2 separate regions of the Homo sapiens genome follow, and region 1 is linked to region 2. A link is a contact called in ENCODE Hi-C or POLR2A ChIA-PET data. All regions are on one chromosome and are shown on one strand. Each heading gives the region's core, a stretch centred on a gene start or an enhancer-like site at or near the end of the contact. The rest is flanking DNA. Distances are from core to core; before and after follow the strand shown.

Region 1 (7,576 bases), core at 2,589-5,088, 36 kb after region 2:
TCATCACCCTGTTGATCCCCACTCCAGGTTAAAGAGCTCCAGTCATTCATACACAATGATTTTCAAGTCTTCCCACACTCCTGGTCTCTTGCTTTTTGTACACGCTCCAGGCTGCTAACATCCCTGTTCATATATGGTAATCCAAGGCTAAAGACAGTCATCCAGTGTGGTCTAATGAGCAGAGAGGAAAGCAGAACTGTAATCTCCCCCATTCCAGACCCTAACATATTAGCATTCGGGGCAGCTAGTGTCAAAAATAATGAGGTTACAATCACCCCAAACACTTAAAACCTTTTCACACATGTCTCTCTTACCTTGCACTTAAGCATTTGGTTTTAAAAACTTAATTATGAAACTTTACATTTCATCTTCCTGGTTCATTATGGACTCTTGGGATCTTTCTGAAGCCAGCTTCATGTCATTTGCAAATTTGATCAGCACGTCATCAATGTCCTCATCCAAGTCATTAATTAAATTATTGGCTAGGCAAAGGACCTCCCTCCAGGCTGACAAAGATCCATTAGTCACCAGCTGTGAATACACCCAACTGTCCTGTCTTCACCCCACATTTTTCCTTCTTATCTACAAGGACATCTCACGCCAGGGCATTCTTCAACAAAACAAGACTGCATTCTGAAATTCTTTTTGGAAACAGGGAGTGGGGAGGAGAAGGGAGTGGGAACGAAAGGAGAGGAGTTTGACCTTTAGATCTTCTCCTCCCTTCTCCCCAGCCCCCAGGATGAGCCCTGTGGCTTCAGTCTCCAAGAAGGAATTTTCCAACCAACAGCTCAGATGTAGAAAGTTGAAATAACTGGACTATAGGGTCAGAAAACCTGCATTCAGATCCATCTCTGCCTCTTCCTAGCTGGATGACCTTGGTTGAAGGGTTTAACATCTCCGAGTCTGTTTGCTCATCTGTAAAATAGGGACAGGACGATTACACCTACCTCACAGAGTTGTTGTAAGGATTAAATGAGAAGATGTATGTGAATGTGCTTCGGAAACTGTAAGCATTATACAAATGTCAGATATTATTATTATGACTGAGTGCCTACTGTGTTCCTCAGTATAGGCTATAAAAAGATAAATACGACATAGTCTTTGCCTTCAGGGAGCTCACAGTTCTGTAGCAGAGATATGTTCACAAATAGCCGTGGTATAAAGTATAACAGGGCAAAATGGCCCAAGTTATTACAGTAATTCAGAAGAGGGAGCAGGCCCTTCAGACTGGGGGGAACCAAAAGAGAGGCTTCAAAGAGTTTGATCTGTACCCTGACAAATGGGATGGATCTGACAGATGGACACGGCTGAGAGAGGACAGCATTCCAGGTGGAGGAGTCTAGGGATGGGTATTTATGGAACGCGTCTGCGGTGCTGGAAGCAGGCCTGTTTGATTGTAAGAAGTAATGAGGCTGGTCAGCCACATCACAACTTTTTTAGACACGGTCATTTTCAGCATGCCCAGGGTAGAGCATTCAGTCCTTCAGAAGGAGGACTAGAATTTAAGCAGAGCCTCTGAGGTCTCATGTCTGTTGTTCAACTGACCTCCTTGGAGAAAAACAACTCTTCTGGAGGGTGGTGGCATCCAGAAAGGTTCTAGGAAAATCACCTTTTTCCTTTTCTGAAGCTGAAAAATAGGTCTCTGGGAAGAACAGGGACTAATGCCACATTTAAATCCTAAAAATCGGCCAGGCGCGGTGGCTCACACCTGTAATCCCAGCACTTTGGGAGGCCAAGGCGGGTGGATCACCTGAGGTCAGGAGTTCTAGACCAGCCTGGCCAACGTGGTGAAACCCTGTCTCTACTAAAAATACAAAAATTAGCTGGGTGTGGTGGCGGGCACCTGTAATCCTAGCTACTCAGGAGGCTGAGGCAGGAGAATCGCTTGAACCCAGAGGCAGAGGTTGCAGTGAGCCAAGATCACGCCATTGCACTCCAGCCTGGGCCACAAGAGTGAAACTCCTTCTCAAAAAATAATAATAATAAATCCTAAAAATCTTCAGCTGGAAGTGGCTCTGGCTTAAGAATTCAAGAGTTTTCATTGAAGGAGGGTCATCTGCCATATCTGAAAGGCTTCATATTCTTCAATTTCATGTGGGGAGTGGGGAGGGAGAGGAAAATAGTTCAAGGGCTCTCAAGGTCCATTTCCTGATGGTTTCTTCGGACCTATGGTTATGATTTGGTGCCACCTGGTGTCCGAGACAGAATATAGCGCCCTTGTGTAGAAGCCGCCTTCCCCCTCCTTCCTAAATCAAGAGCATTGAACTGCTTCCCAGCATCTAGGGATGGGGCTATCTTCCTTCCAGTAGGATAGAACCAGCCATTCAGAGGCACTCTGGGGTCTGTGTAAATGGAAAAGAAGAGGAGGAAAGGGAAAGTCCTGAACCAGGCCTCATAGCCATCCTTTCCTATGTTACCAAAGTTTATATTTTTCCCTAGAGTACCCCTGGGGTAAATAGAGTATCTTCCCCCAGAGTACTTTCCCCAGAATACTACAGGACTGGGTTTGCCATGTCCCTCTCTCTCTACCCCCACACATTCTCTTATGATGACTTGAGTATCCACAAAAGATTATTACAACACCTCTCTCTCAGACGTGACCAAGAGAAATTGTCATGATTGTCTAGGGTGGCCAAGGGAGGAGCAGTAAATGAGTCTTGTTCCCCCTGAGCTCAAGTTTAAATGTTGTTTCTTCCTGAGTGGGCTATACTATTCTAGAACGACTGAGCTAGAATAGCTCCTCCATAAGAAACCTGTTTATTGAAACTACACTTAGAATTCCTACAGCCCCTCTTAAAGGTTAGGGGAGGGAGAAACGGTGCCTCAGATAACAGAACAGATGGTGGCCCCCTTTTCCCTCAAGCCCCATTCCTAAATAGATTCAAAAGGATCAATAAAACTGACACTGAGGCTGGGTGCGGTGGCTCACACCTGTAATCCCAGCACTTTGGGAGGCCGAGGTGGGCGGATCACTTGAGGTCAGGAATTTTTGAGACCAGCCTGGCCAACGTGGTGAAAACCCGTCTCTACAAAAAATACAAAAATTAGCTAGGTATGGTGGCGGGTGCCTGTAATCCCAGCTACTCTGGAGGGTAAGGCAGGAGAATCACTTCAACCTGGGAGGCGGAGGTTGCAGTGAACCGAGACCGCGCCACTGCACTCCAGCCTGGGCGACAGCCTGAGACTCTGTCTCAACAACAACAACAACAAACAAACAAACAAAAACTGGAGTGGTCTGATGATAACTTATAAAGGAGTATTAGTAGAGCATAGTTTGAGGGGATGGCTTGAACTGGGATGGCCAGAGCTGAGCAAGGACAAGACTGAGCTAATGAAAAGGTTAATCCTTCTGCTACTACTTCCATTCCTAGGTACCCTTAAAGTCTGAGTTTCTGTTGTGCCCACTCAGGCTCTTCTGGGTGCTGGAGAATCCTGGACCAGCTCTCAGTTTGGATTGTCAATTGCAGGTGAGGGGCATGAAAATGGCAGAAGTGCAAAAGAAAGAAACCATCAGCTAGATTTGAATGCTTCGATTCATGGATCACTACTTTTATTTGCCTCAGTTCTTCCCTGGTCCCTATATTACAGGGCTGCCAGAGTGCATGCCCTCTAACTGTACCGGCTAAGAAGTAAACAAATTCCTTTTTATCTTTTAGTTAAGACAAGGCTGCAATTTTTGAAAAGTAACATTTGCTAGGACACTAATGAATAAGAAAGTAACCAAAAGAGGTAACAAGAGAACACACAAACAAATGGGCTTACAGTGTTCACATTTCTTATCTTGTATCAACTAAAGTTTAACCATAGTTGGCCGGGCCTGATGGCTCACACCTGTAATCCCAGGACTTACGGAGGCCGAGATGGGCAGATCACCTAAGGTCAGGAGTTTGAGACTAGCCTGGCCAACATGGTGAAACCCTGCCTCTACTAAATAAAAATAAAATAAACCCCATCTCTACTAAAATACAAAAATTAGCTGGGCATGGTGGCACACTCCTGTAACCCCAGCTACTCGGGAGGCTGAGGCTGGAGAATAGCTTGAACCCGGGAGGTGGAAGTTGCACTGAGCTGAACCACTGCACTCCAGCCTGGATGACAGAGCGAAATTCCATCTCAAAATAAATAAATAAATAAATAAATAAATAAATAAATAAATAAATAAAGCTTAACCACAGAGGAGGCCAGGCGCAGTGACTCACGCCTGTAATCCAAGCACTTTGGGAAGCTGAGGCAGGTGGATCACCTGAGGTCAGGAGTTCGAGACCAGCTGGGCCAACATGGTGAAACCCCATCTCCACTAAAAGTACAAAAAATTAGCCAGATGTGGTGGCAGGTACCTGTAATCCCAGCTACTTCGAAGGCTGAGGCAGCAGAATCACTTGAACCCGGGAGGCGGAGGTTGCAAGGAGCCGAGATCGTGCCATTGCACTCCAGCCTGGGCAACAAGAGTGAAAACTCCATCTCAAAAAAAAAAAAAAAAATCATAGAGGAAGTTATCTGGTACAATGTATAGGGCACCTAAGCAAATCCTTTTTTGCCAGGGTAACCTTTCCCAACTCATGAGAGGTCAGAGGTTAGACAAAGCTGCGTAGACCCGAACCTGAAGGTTGGTGCAAAAGTAATGGCGGTTTTTGCAATTACCTTTAACGGCAAAAACCGCCATTACTTTTGCACCAGCCTAACAGATCTAGTGAGTTTCACAGTCCCTGGTGGAATCGGTTTCCCATACTGCTCTCAGTGCAGAGACCCTAGTGGGTGCCTTCTGTCCTGGCACGTGCTGCTTTCCGGTTCTGCGGTTACCCTGGCCCTTGGGTTTCCCCCACCCTCCTCCCATCCTTTTCAGGCTCCCGGAAAGAGAAGACCCCCAGTGAAACTCCACCCCTTCACATAGTTTTGATGACTTAGGACATGTGTTCGGACAAATACAAAAAAATGTGCTTACGATTCTAATTAGAAAAAGACACTTAGAATTGAGACTGCTTCTGAAAATCTGATCCTGTGCTGGCAGTTCCTGTTGTTCTCAGCTAGTATTTCGTTTTAGTCCCCTAAAGTGGCCATGTGACCTTGATAGCAAACGCCATCTTTCTGCGGAGCCCGCCTGAGCTGCGGCAAGCTGCTCTGACGGCTCGCTAGCAATCTGCCTTTTCCGATTTCAAAATCTTTAGACCGCCCACCAAAACCCTTTTTCCGGTCGGAGAGGCCCGGCAGGCTCTCAGGTCATTTGCGGAGCAAACGTGATTGACACGATCTGCGTCTAATGAATGTTCGTCTGCTTCCCAGCTCGGATTACTAGTTCCGCTCCCTTTCCCAGTTTGTTTTTGATGACTCATCCCTCAAATTCTTCACACACTCGCCTGATTCCCGCCCCTCCCGTCCTCTCTCTCCTCGCTCCCACTCGACGCCCACCCCCCACCTCCGCCGCCTCGCCCTAGGGAAGTGGATTTGGTGAATCCTATCGAGGATCGTTTTTTTACAGTGTATTTTGAACATATAGAAGCAAAAAGCACAATTTCCGTACAGGAAAGAGGAGGTTCATTTCCTTATAAGGAGCTTAACCCCTCACTGTTCTTTGAGCTTTTTCTCGTCCACAAGATCGGGGTGGGAGCAGGGGCAGGAGAAACGACAGCGGGGCTTTTGCCACTCAATTTCCAGTTCAATTCCAGAACCCCCGCAGCTCTGAGTCCCTAGCAAAGGTCAGCTGCCTTGCCCCAACAGCCGGCCCCACTGAGGGAGGAGTCCGGGGGAGTACAGTCAGGGTTGAAAGTTTACAAACATTTCTCTGGGTCTCGGGCATCTGCAGTGGGCACCTGCGGTGGGCACGTATGACAGTTTTGCCGGGGGCTGCAAATGCAAAATTGCAGCCCTAAAGAGGAAACAGACCTTCAGTCGTTAATAGGAGGAGGGGGAAAGGAAGGGGGAGTAAGAAAAGTAGGGAGCTGAGACTGAACTAACAAGCTCTTCTGGACCCAGACCCCTGAAATAGGCGAATGAATGGACTTCCACCTGCACAAGAAATCCTAGCTTTCCTGGATAGGGTCAAATGAAGCCAATAGAACATCCATAGTGAGAAGTTGGCAAGAGACTGGCTAAATTTGCCCCCTTTGGGCTGCTTCTTGTAGTCTCATTTGCTCTTTGATGCTCACACAACCATCACCACTTCTCTGCTGTGTCTCTTTATCCCACAGCTAAAGCATGTGATTGAAAACTTGCAGTTTGACCTAAGTTTAACACTGCCTTGTATAGGGCTTTGTGAATAATGGGTGCAGGATCAATTCCCCGGAGCCTGAGTATCATACCAAAGGCTAGAGACTCAGGGGCCTCCCAGTCTGCAAAGTGCTCTCAGACTCAGGCACATATTCTGAGGGAGCTTTTGCATTTTGGTCTTGGATCTCCAGGAGAGGACAGGAGTTTGCCGATTGGGAAAACAAAGAAGGTGCTAAGAAATAGGTGACCACCTTATTTTTTTATTCCCTCCTAAGCAGCCCCGCTGCTCTCCCTTTGGAGGCCCCTTGGCTAAGTCTCATCCAAAGTTCATTTGCATTGTCCAGCTTGCCCCTCTGGCCTCAGAGAGGAATGTAGCCAATGAACAGGAAAGAGGAGGCATGCTTTCTGTCCCTGCTGGGGTGGAGAGTAAGTGGAGACACGAATCCTACCCCCTCCCCAGTTTCTGCTTCCAGCGCCTCTCCTTCATCTTCATCACAAAACATTTCTGAGGCATTTCTCTGTCCAAGACTCTGTCCACATTACTTTACACGTAGTCGTTGCCTTGACAATCAGAGACAACAAGGGTTGAGTGACACTAAAAATGCAGAAAGCGGCCAGGCACGGTGGCTCATGCCTGTAATCCCAGCACTTTAGGAGGCCGAGGCAGACGGATCACTTGAGGTCAGGAGTTCCAGACCAGCCTGGTCAACATGGTGAAACCCTGTCTCTACTAAAATCACAAAAATTAGCTGGGCATGATGGTTCATACCTGTAATGCCAGCTACTCAGGAGGCTGAGGCAGGAGAATCGCTTGGACCTGGGAGGCGGAGGTTGCAGTGAGCCAAGATCGTGCCGCTGCACTCAGTGAGACCCTGTCTTAAAAAAATAAAATAAAAAAAGAAAATGCAGAAAGCACATACATGCAGGGTGGGGAGAAGTAGGTTCATGTGTAAAATGTGTAATCCACAAATGTTCACACCAGCCACACATCTGGGGTCAGTGCAATTTCAGGGGGAAGGAATCAGGATAAATGCATGTAACTGAGATGAAAAGTGGGAGTGGGCAATCGTGAGAGTTTTTTGTTTATCTAGGCAGATTGGGACCAGGAAAGCTATTGGCTCTCAACTGCAAAGGATTCCTAGAGGACATGGGATTGCAGAAATAGCTGAGTGACAGAACCAAATGGAGATAAGGTATTTGCCTCCCGAGGTGGGAGTGGGATTAGCAAATGGAATCGACTTTGATCAGGAAATGGAATAACCAGTGATTGTTATTTCTTTTCCTCCTCCCCTCTCAACACACGTTTGTTGAGTGCCAATTCTGTCGTAGATACTGGAAACATAAAAACAATAACGATAGAAAATAGTTCTTG
Region 2 (7,599 bases), core at 45-2,544:
GAGAGTCACATTCCTGGATGAAAAATTGCCCTCCATTGGCATGTGCCATCATAGAATAGGTCGTGGAAGGACCGTTTGGTTCTAGGAGGAAGAGAGACCAGTAAAAATAAGCACCCTTTCTCTCTCTGCCCTACTGCCAGAACTGCCTGTTCTCACGTGACCCACCTTGGCAGTTACCCAGGATGACTTGCTCGCTCCCATTTTACAGTAGAGAAAACTCAAAACTGTTGCCCCAGAGTCACATTTGGAGCTGCGGCAGGGCCATTCTCGCCCTCTTGCTTTCCAGTTTGAGTTCTAGATCCAAGGCTGTCCAGGAGAGCCAACTGGTTTACTACAATGGAGTCTTGGAGTCTTCTGCCCTGCCTAGCTAGGGCTGGAAGAGGATCAGCCTCAGCCTTGTGAGTGGGTGGTACAGGATGATTTGACAACTTAAGGATAACATGCAAGCCATAGTTGCACCCTATTACTGGGAAGTGTCTAGTGTGCTGGCAAAACCAGGAGCACCAATCAGTACCCAAGTTATAAAAAATAAAATAGCCCTCTTTGAGGCCCACGAAGCCCTTGCTTATATGGGACTTACCAAGTTTAAGAGTTGCGTGCACAAGGAATGGAACTCCCCAACAGTGTAAAGGCAAACATGACTGAAGCTTTCTTCTCACTTATTCTATCCTGACATAAACATTCTGAGGAGCCACAGGAGTACAGGCTTGGCTGGGATGAGGGACATTCAGAGGGGCTTGGGGGTTGCTAAACAAATGGCAGGTGCGCCACATACAAAAACACAAGACACAAAGACACTGAACCTGGAGGGGAGAGACTGAAATGGTCAGACAACTGGCATGCTGACAGTCTGACATGCCCCAGCAGAAGCAGCAGAAGGGAACAGCATTGACCTTTGGGAGAGTGACAGGATGAGAGCAGAGTGGCCCCACTGGTTGCTGCTTGGGTAGTGCTGGCGCTGAGAAATAAGGGATGCTGATTGAGGTGGAGGTGTGTTTTTGTGTAGTATGACTGAGGGTTCCTGCAGGCAGTGCCTCAGTTTCTCCCTTTGGGACAAAGTCTCAAGCTTTGCGGGTAAAGTTTGGGCTAGCTGCCCTGGAAGATCACCTGTCTGATAGCTTGCAATCTGAGGTGTGTGTGCGCGCCCGCGTGAGAGAGAGGGAGCGGAACGTGCCTGAGCATGGGGGGAATTGGGCCATGCCCCAGGACTTGAGCCATCTCTGGCACAAAAGGAGTTAATGGCAGGGACCGCGCCCCCCCGTGTCCGGGAACGCGCAGCGCGCCCCCTCGGTGCGCGGGCACAGCAGCCAGGCTGCCGGAGAGCTGATCTCGGGGATTCGGGTGCGGAGCCCTTGGCCTGGAGGCGATATGGGTGGTCCGTGGCCCGGTTCAGTCGCTTGCAGCAGCCCGGGGAACAGGTGAGGCCGCCTGCCCCGGTCTCTCATCCTCTAGCTGCCCATACCTTGCCCCCATCCTAACCCCTCCCAATCCCAGGCTCCTCCACTCCCCAGCCAGTGGCCCCCATCCCTCTCAACCCCATGTTCTCCATCGGTACCCCTGACCCCCGATCCTCCCCCGCTTCTGTTCTCCCTTCTACCTCCTCCCTAAATCCCGCATCCCTAACATCCTCCCGCCCATGGTCCCTCTATTTCCACAGCCCATCCCGCATGCTCATCAAAATACCCCTATTGAGGGCCCCCAGCCCCATCCCGGGATTGCACATTGCCAGTCCCCCCTCCCCTGCAGTGCAGCCCCATCCCCCTTCCATCATAGCATCTCATAGCCAGGCTCCCTCCCCCACTATCTGCAGCCCCCCCACCCAATGGAGGCCTTTATCCTATCCTCCCCCATTCCAGTGCAACTCCATCCCCCAATCCATTCCAAGCCCTCGTAGCCCCCAATACTGCAGTTCTCAATATTGGTCCATTCCTGCACAATGCCCCGCGCCCAGCACCGCTGCAGCCCCAAAAGTACCCCGAGATGCCATTCTCATCCCCGGCATTGCTGCCTCCCCTTGTCTTCTCCCAAATTGCAAGTTGGACCAGGATGGAGATCTTGGCCTTGGGGATTCACAGTGGGTCCTAGGGTACAGAGGGCGTTTGGGGGTCGGTCCGATTGTCTAGGTGTTCACGGGGGAGGGGCTGCAGGGAATTGACTCAAAGGAGAATTTGGCATTTGGCGCCGAAGGGTTACTGGAGAGGAGGGCATCCCGAAAGGGTTAATGGAATTTGTGGGTTGGGGGCAGCACCGAGGGGGTTAATGTGGGGGGGTTGCTGGTGGGGAAGCTGTGTGAATGAGCGGTCTGTGCCCTGGAGTTGCCATGGAGACGGTGAATGGGGGGATTGTGTGAACTCAGCTGCGGACTATGCCCCCCCCAATACACACACCCACCCACTCCCTCCTGCCCCACCTCCCTACTCCTACCCCTTCCTTCCCCTTCCCCTCCTCCCCACACCCGGGTGCATTCTGGGCAGTGTCTGGGATCTTACCCCCCATACTTTGCTCCCCATTTCCTCATTTCCTCTGAGCCCCCACCCCTTTAGCCACTTTACCCGCCCTCCCTCCTCTTCCTTTTTCTTCTCTCTCTCTCTCTCTCTCTCTCTCTCTCACACACACACACACACAGACACACACACACACACACACACACACACACACACACACACACACACACATTCTCATTCCCCTCTCGTGGTGGCTGATTGCCGGGCGTTCCCAATCTCCCTCCCCCACCCCTTCAGCCAGTTCTTAAAGGAGCAGGCCTGCAATCTGGGAAGGCGGGAGAAATGGAGGAAAACTAAATGTGCATGTGGCGTGGGTGTGCGTGTGTGTGCGTGTGTGTGCGGGAGCATGCGGGAGTATCTGTGTGTGCCTGTGTCTATGTGTTGACTGTGTAACTGTGTCAGAAGGCCTATGTGTCTGAGTGTGTTGCTATTTCTGTTTCTGTCTCCACCTATGTGTCACCATTATGCTGCATGTGTCTGGATATTTACCTATGCGGGTATGTGTGATTATATTTCAGTAAGTCTCTATGTGTGTCTCTGAATGTATCATTCTGTGAGGCTCTGGCTGTGTGAGGTGCTCTGTCTCAGAATGTGGGACTATATGAGGGGATCTCTGTGGGTTTGGAATATATGTCTCTGTGAGTGAATATCGCAGTGTCTGTGATCCTGGCTTGGTCTCTCTCATTCCCTCTTTGAGTCTTTGTGAGTTTATTTCTATGAGTCTCTGAATATGTGTTCCCCATGCTCCGTTGTTTATTTTATAATACACCGGAAGAGCATCCACAATGCCTAGGGTGCTAGGCAGAACTCTTTCTGCCTCACTTCTGGAATTCGGTGTGAATTAAGAGAGAGCCAACCGAAAGGACCAAGGCTTAAGGATTTGGGAGCAGTGAGGGCTGAGGAGAAATGTACAGGAGGGGCGCAGGAGGGTCCGAGGAGGACTCCCGTGAATGGCTGTCCCGCCCTCTGCCCTGCCTGAGGGTGAGGGAGTCTCTCTGTGGGACTCTGCCGATTTGCTGCTTTCTGTTCTTGTGTCTTAGTGTCCCGGAGTGAGGTTGACAATCCCACCCTGTCCTGAAGTGGAGGTCCCTGTGTGGGCTTACCAGGTCCCAAGGGCTACACAGCTCTGTTCAAGCAGCATGCCCAGGGACCTGAGCTCCATTTTTGTTTCTCCCCACCCCCTGGCTGTCACATGCTATTCTGGCTCCAGCCGACCCTGATGAACCCCTTTGGCTGTAGAATTGAAGTTGGGCACCGGGAACTTGCAGTGGCAACAACTGTCACTGTCAAACCCCTTGGATTTTCCAGCCATGGCCAGGCACATAGAATGGTTCTGATTGGCAGTGGATCATCTGTGGGATCACAGTCCCTGGGCCCCTGGGCATGTGAAACCTCTCCTACCTATAAGAGAATAGCCCAAGCCCAGCAGGGCCCCCAAAGACCAACTCTGTTGCCCTCCCAGACCATCTTGGATGACGCATACTTCCCTCTTTCCACAGGCCTGTCTGGCCCTGAGGGAGTCCCCTTTCTGAAGCTGTGGTGCTTGGACGACCTGCTCTCTACATTGCTGGGCACCTGTAGGTGTCCCTCGAGAGCTCAGTTTTGAGGTTCAAGTCAGTGTGGCCATGAAGGGGCTGCCTATTGGGCTGATGCTGTGACCCTGGAGTCTGCCTCTCCTGCCAGTCCCCCTGCCCGGAACATGTGGCTGCGGCTTGGCCCGCCCTCGCTGTCCCTGAGCCCCAAGCCCACGGTTGGCAGGAGCCTGTGCCTCACCCTGTGGTTCCTCAGTTTGGCGCTGAGGGCCAGTACCCAGGCCCCAGCACCCACAGTCAACACTCACTTTGGGAAGCTAAGGGGTGCCCGAGTACCACTGCCCAGTGAGATCCTGGGGCCTGTGGACCAATACCTGGGGGTGCCCTACGCAGCTCCCCCGATCGGCGAGAAACGTTTCCTGCCCCCTGAACCACCCCCATCCTGGTCGGGCATCCGGAACGCCACACACTTTCCCCCAGTGTGCCCCCAGAACATCCACACAGCTGTGCCCGAAGTCATGCTGCCGGTCTGGTTCACTGCCAACTTGGATATCGTCGCTACTTACATCCAGGAGCCCAACGAAGACTGTCTCTACCTGAACGTCTATGTGCCGACGGAGGATGGTGAGTGCTGCGGCCAGGCACTGTGCCCTCCCTGCCTCCCGCCTGCCCTGCTGTGTTTGTGGCTTGCATGTGGTTGTGTGCCCTGCAGCATGCATCTGTCTGTCTGTGAAAATGCTTCTAACCATCACTCTGCTTGGCCTCCCACCCCCCTCCCTGTTCTTCCCTCTCCCAGCATTGTCCGAGCTCCCATGTGTGAGTGACACTGTTGCCAGGAGGGGCCTGGCCCGGCCTGAGAGCTCTGACGGGTCTCGGTCCAGTGCTGGATGGGGGTCCCCTGGGGGAGTATGGGTCACGGCTGGCAGCTACCCGCGGGAGGATGCTGGCTCCACCAGGCCCCCCTGTTGCCATTCCACCTGCTTCGAAAGGTGGTAGGTGTGTGTGGCCAAGGGCACTGGGTGTGTGGGGGGTGGGGCAGCAAGCCTGGTGGGTGATGCTTAGGTGCCTCCTCTTTCACTAGCTGATGCCTCCTCCCGCGGGGGTCACACTAAGGTAAGTGACAGAAACAAGGAGATGGTGGGACAGGCTCTCTGCCATGTGCCGCCTGCAGAGCAGCTCAGCTCTTGGGGCCTGGGGGGTGGGGGGTGCATGCCCCTGGGCAGAGGCCTCCTGTTATTTTTTAGTTTTTTATTCATTTTACAGTAAAGCGGATTTCCAAGGAATGCGCCCGAAAGCCCAACAAGAAAATTTGTAGGAAAGGAGGTAGGTAGCGAGCCGGCGGGGAGGGAGAGAGAGAGAGAGGGAGGGCTGCCTGCCCACCTGCCCTTGCCCCCAGGACCCAGCCTTCCTCCAAGTAGCCCAGGCTCAGGGGGCAGTAAGCAGGCATAAGCGCCACCTCATCTGAGGGCCCTGGCTGCCTTGCAGGGAGGATTTGGTGGCCTAAGGCAGGCTCAGAGCAGAAGCAGCAACCCTATTTCTTCCAATCTTCCCAGCCCCAAATTCCACCCTAAAGTGTGTGCCAAAGGCAGAGCCAGTGGCTCTCTCGGTGACACCTCAGGAGAAACTCTAGGAAGCCAAGATGGAGCCAGAGGCTCCACCCTTTTCCTAGTGGGTGGAGCCAGAAGACCATCCCTTCTGTGTTCTTTCTCCTGGATTGAAAGTCTAGACTCAATTTTCCCACCCTGAAGCTTAGACCAAACGTGTACACAGGTTTAGTAACTCCTGCCATACACACCTCTGTCTCCCACCCCACTACCTCTGGCCAGAGTGTAGCTGATAGACCCAGGCTGCTCTGGTGGCAGAACTTGGGGGTCTCTGGGAACTATGGACTTTAAAGGAGGCAAAAGATCCTGAATTTTAAATTTACCCTCATGCTGAGAGGAGTTTCTCCCCCTGTATAATAATTCTTCCTGTTGGAATATCACTTCATGTTTTCTGTAAAGTGCCTTGGCATTTACCTTAGAGAATCCTCCCTGTATCTCTGGAAGCGTCTAAGGCAGGAATCAGTATCCCAATTTTACAGATGAGGAAACAGGCCCAGGGGAGTGACTTGCTGCTGCTCAAGGCCCCTGTCGCTGGTCTGTGGCAGAGCTGGGACCAAAACCTGGGTCTCTTGACCTTCAGGGCGTGTTCTTTCCACTGTAGCACACAGAAGCAACTCCCATCTGCTCATTCCCATCTCCCCAACTCAAAAAAAATGGTGAGATGTGGCTGGGCTGGGGAGAATTGGAACAGTAACAGCCTAAGGAACAGGTGGAAAAATCACAGCTTGATCCCTACAACCCTCTGGCAAGCTGGGAGTTTGTTTTCCTTTGATGTCCTAGGGCAGAGTTTCTCAGAATGGGGTTGCCAGGATTTCTGGGATGGGGTGCTCCTTACTGAATAAGAATTTCTGGGGGCAGAGCCTGGAAATCTATATGTTGAACATGAGCCCTGAGCGCTTCTAATGCACACCCGAGCATGGAATGAGACCCGCTGCTGTAGGGATAGTATTTCACCACAGCCCCATACCCCACCCAGGACCTCACACACCATAGGCAATTGATGTTTTTTGTGTAATTCAGAAGCATCATGGTGCTGCAGAAAGAGTACAGGTCTGGGAAGCACAAGGCCTGAGTCCCAGCTCTGCTGCCAACTCACAGTGAGACCTTAGGCAAGTCTTGTCCTTCAAGAACCTCTGTTTCCACATCTGAGGTTGGTAGGGTACAGTTCTGGCCTTAGCATTCCATTAGCCTGTAAATGAATTCAGGAGGAAGGTCTCTTAAACCTGCAGGAGAGGCCGGGCGTGGTGGCTCACGCCTGTAATCCCAGCACTTTGGGAGGCCGAGGCAGGTGGATCACGAGGTCAGGAGATCGAGACCATCCTGGCTAATACGGCAAAACCCCGTCTCTACTAAAAAATACAAAAAATTAGCTGGGCGTGGTGGCGGGTGCCTGTAGTTCCGGCTACTCGGGAGGTTGAGGCAGGAGAATGGCATGAACCCAGGAGGCAGAGCTTGCAGTGAGCCGAGATCGTGCCACTGCACTCCAGCCTGGGCGACAGAGCGAGACTCCATCTCAAAAAAAAAAAAAAAAAAAAAGAAAGAAAAGAAAAGAAAAAAACCTGAAGGAGAGATGGCATTCACATTAACCATTTCTTAGGAAGAATGATCGCCCAGTAAGAGCCTTGGGCTGTCCAGTCCAGCCCTGAGAGTGTGGCCAGAGAGCAGACTGGAAGCCCCGGCTCAAACATGCACATTTACCAATCGTGATTGTTGACTGTGGGCAAGGCCATGTGCTAGGTGTTGTTGGGATGTGGAGGGATGTGAGGTAGAGGAAAGATTTAGAAATGACTAAAGGCCTAATCACTGCTCTGAAGAAGCTCTTAGCCTTGTATTAAAACTCAGCTGGTTTGGCCGGGCGCGGTGGCTTATGCCTATAATTGCAGCACTTTGAGAGGCCAAGACGGGTGGGTCACTTGAGTTCAGGAATTCGAGACCAGCCTGGCCAATATGGTGAAACCC

Evidence for each region. A loop is a pair of places that touch in the nucleus more often than their neighbours do. ChIA-PET counts read pairs that join two places held with the same protein, here RNA polymerase II (POLR2A). Pooled maps may share reads with other maps.
Region 1: a loop to region 2 is called in a map of prostate gland, with 7 times the contacts of the local background. The contact joins the enhancer-like site here to the promoter of NLGN3 in region 2. A Hi-C loop is called at or near these places in 5 of 168 maps with a recorded cell type or tissue (CD4-positive, alpha-beta T cell, K562, dorsolateral prefrontal cortex and 2 more) and 14 of 50 pooled maps. POLR2A ChIA-PET finds 5 or more read pairs at or near these places in 9 of 52 experiments (AG04449, CD4-positive, alpha-beta T cell, H1 and 4 more).

What each region holds. Positions count from the first base shown.
Region 1 is chrX:71,176,938-71,184,513 of GRCh38, forward strand. It overlaps LOC107985688 (a long non-coding RNA gene), which reads right to left. Exons shown (of 2, transcript XR_001755878.2): 2 at 6,445-7,080. Among named protein-coding and RNA genes, the nearest start is that of NLGN3, 36 kb to the left of the region's middle. RefSeq lists enhancers at 4,996-5,045, 5,102-5,396, 5,446-5,535. Within about 2 kb of position 3,839, at least 10 of the 41 ENCODE cell types and tissues checked have a DNase peak (open chromatin) inside an H3K27ac peak, as active enhancers do; they include CD4-positive, alpha-beta T cell, where a contact is called at or near this core.
Region 2 is chrX:71,143,547-71,151,145 of GRCh38, forward strand. It overlaps NLGN3 (neuroligin 3), which reads left to right and starts at 1,295. Exons shown (of 8, transcript NM_181303.2): 1 at 1,295-1,418; 2 at 4,004-4,660; 3 at 5,300-5,359. The coding sequence starts at 4,204. LOC124905197 (a long non-coding RNA gene) reads right to left here. Exons shown (of 4, transcript XR_007068262.1): 3 at 6,737-6,829; 4 at 1-81. RefSeq lists a silencer at 2,111-2,366 and enhancers at 3,941-4,487, 4,488-5,034.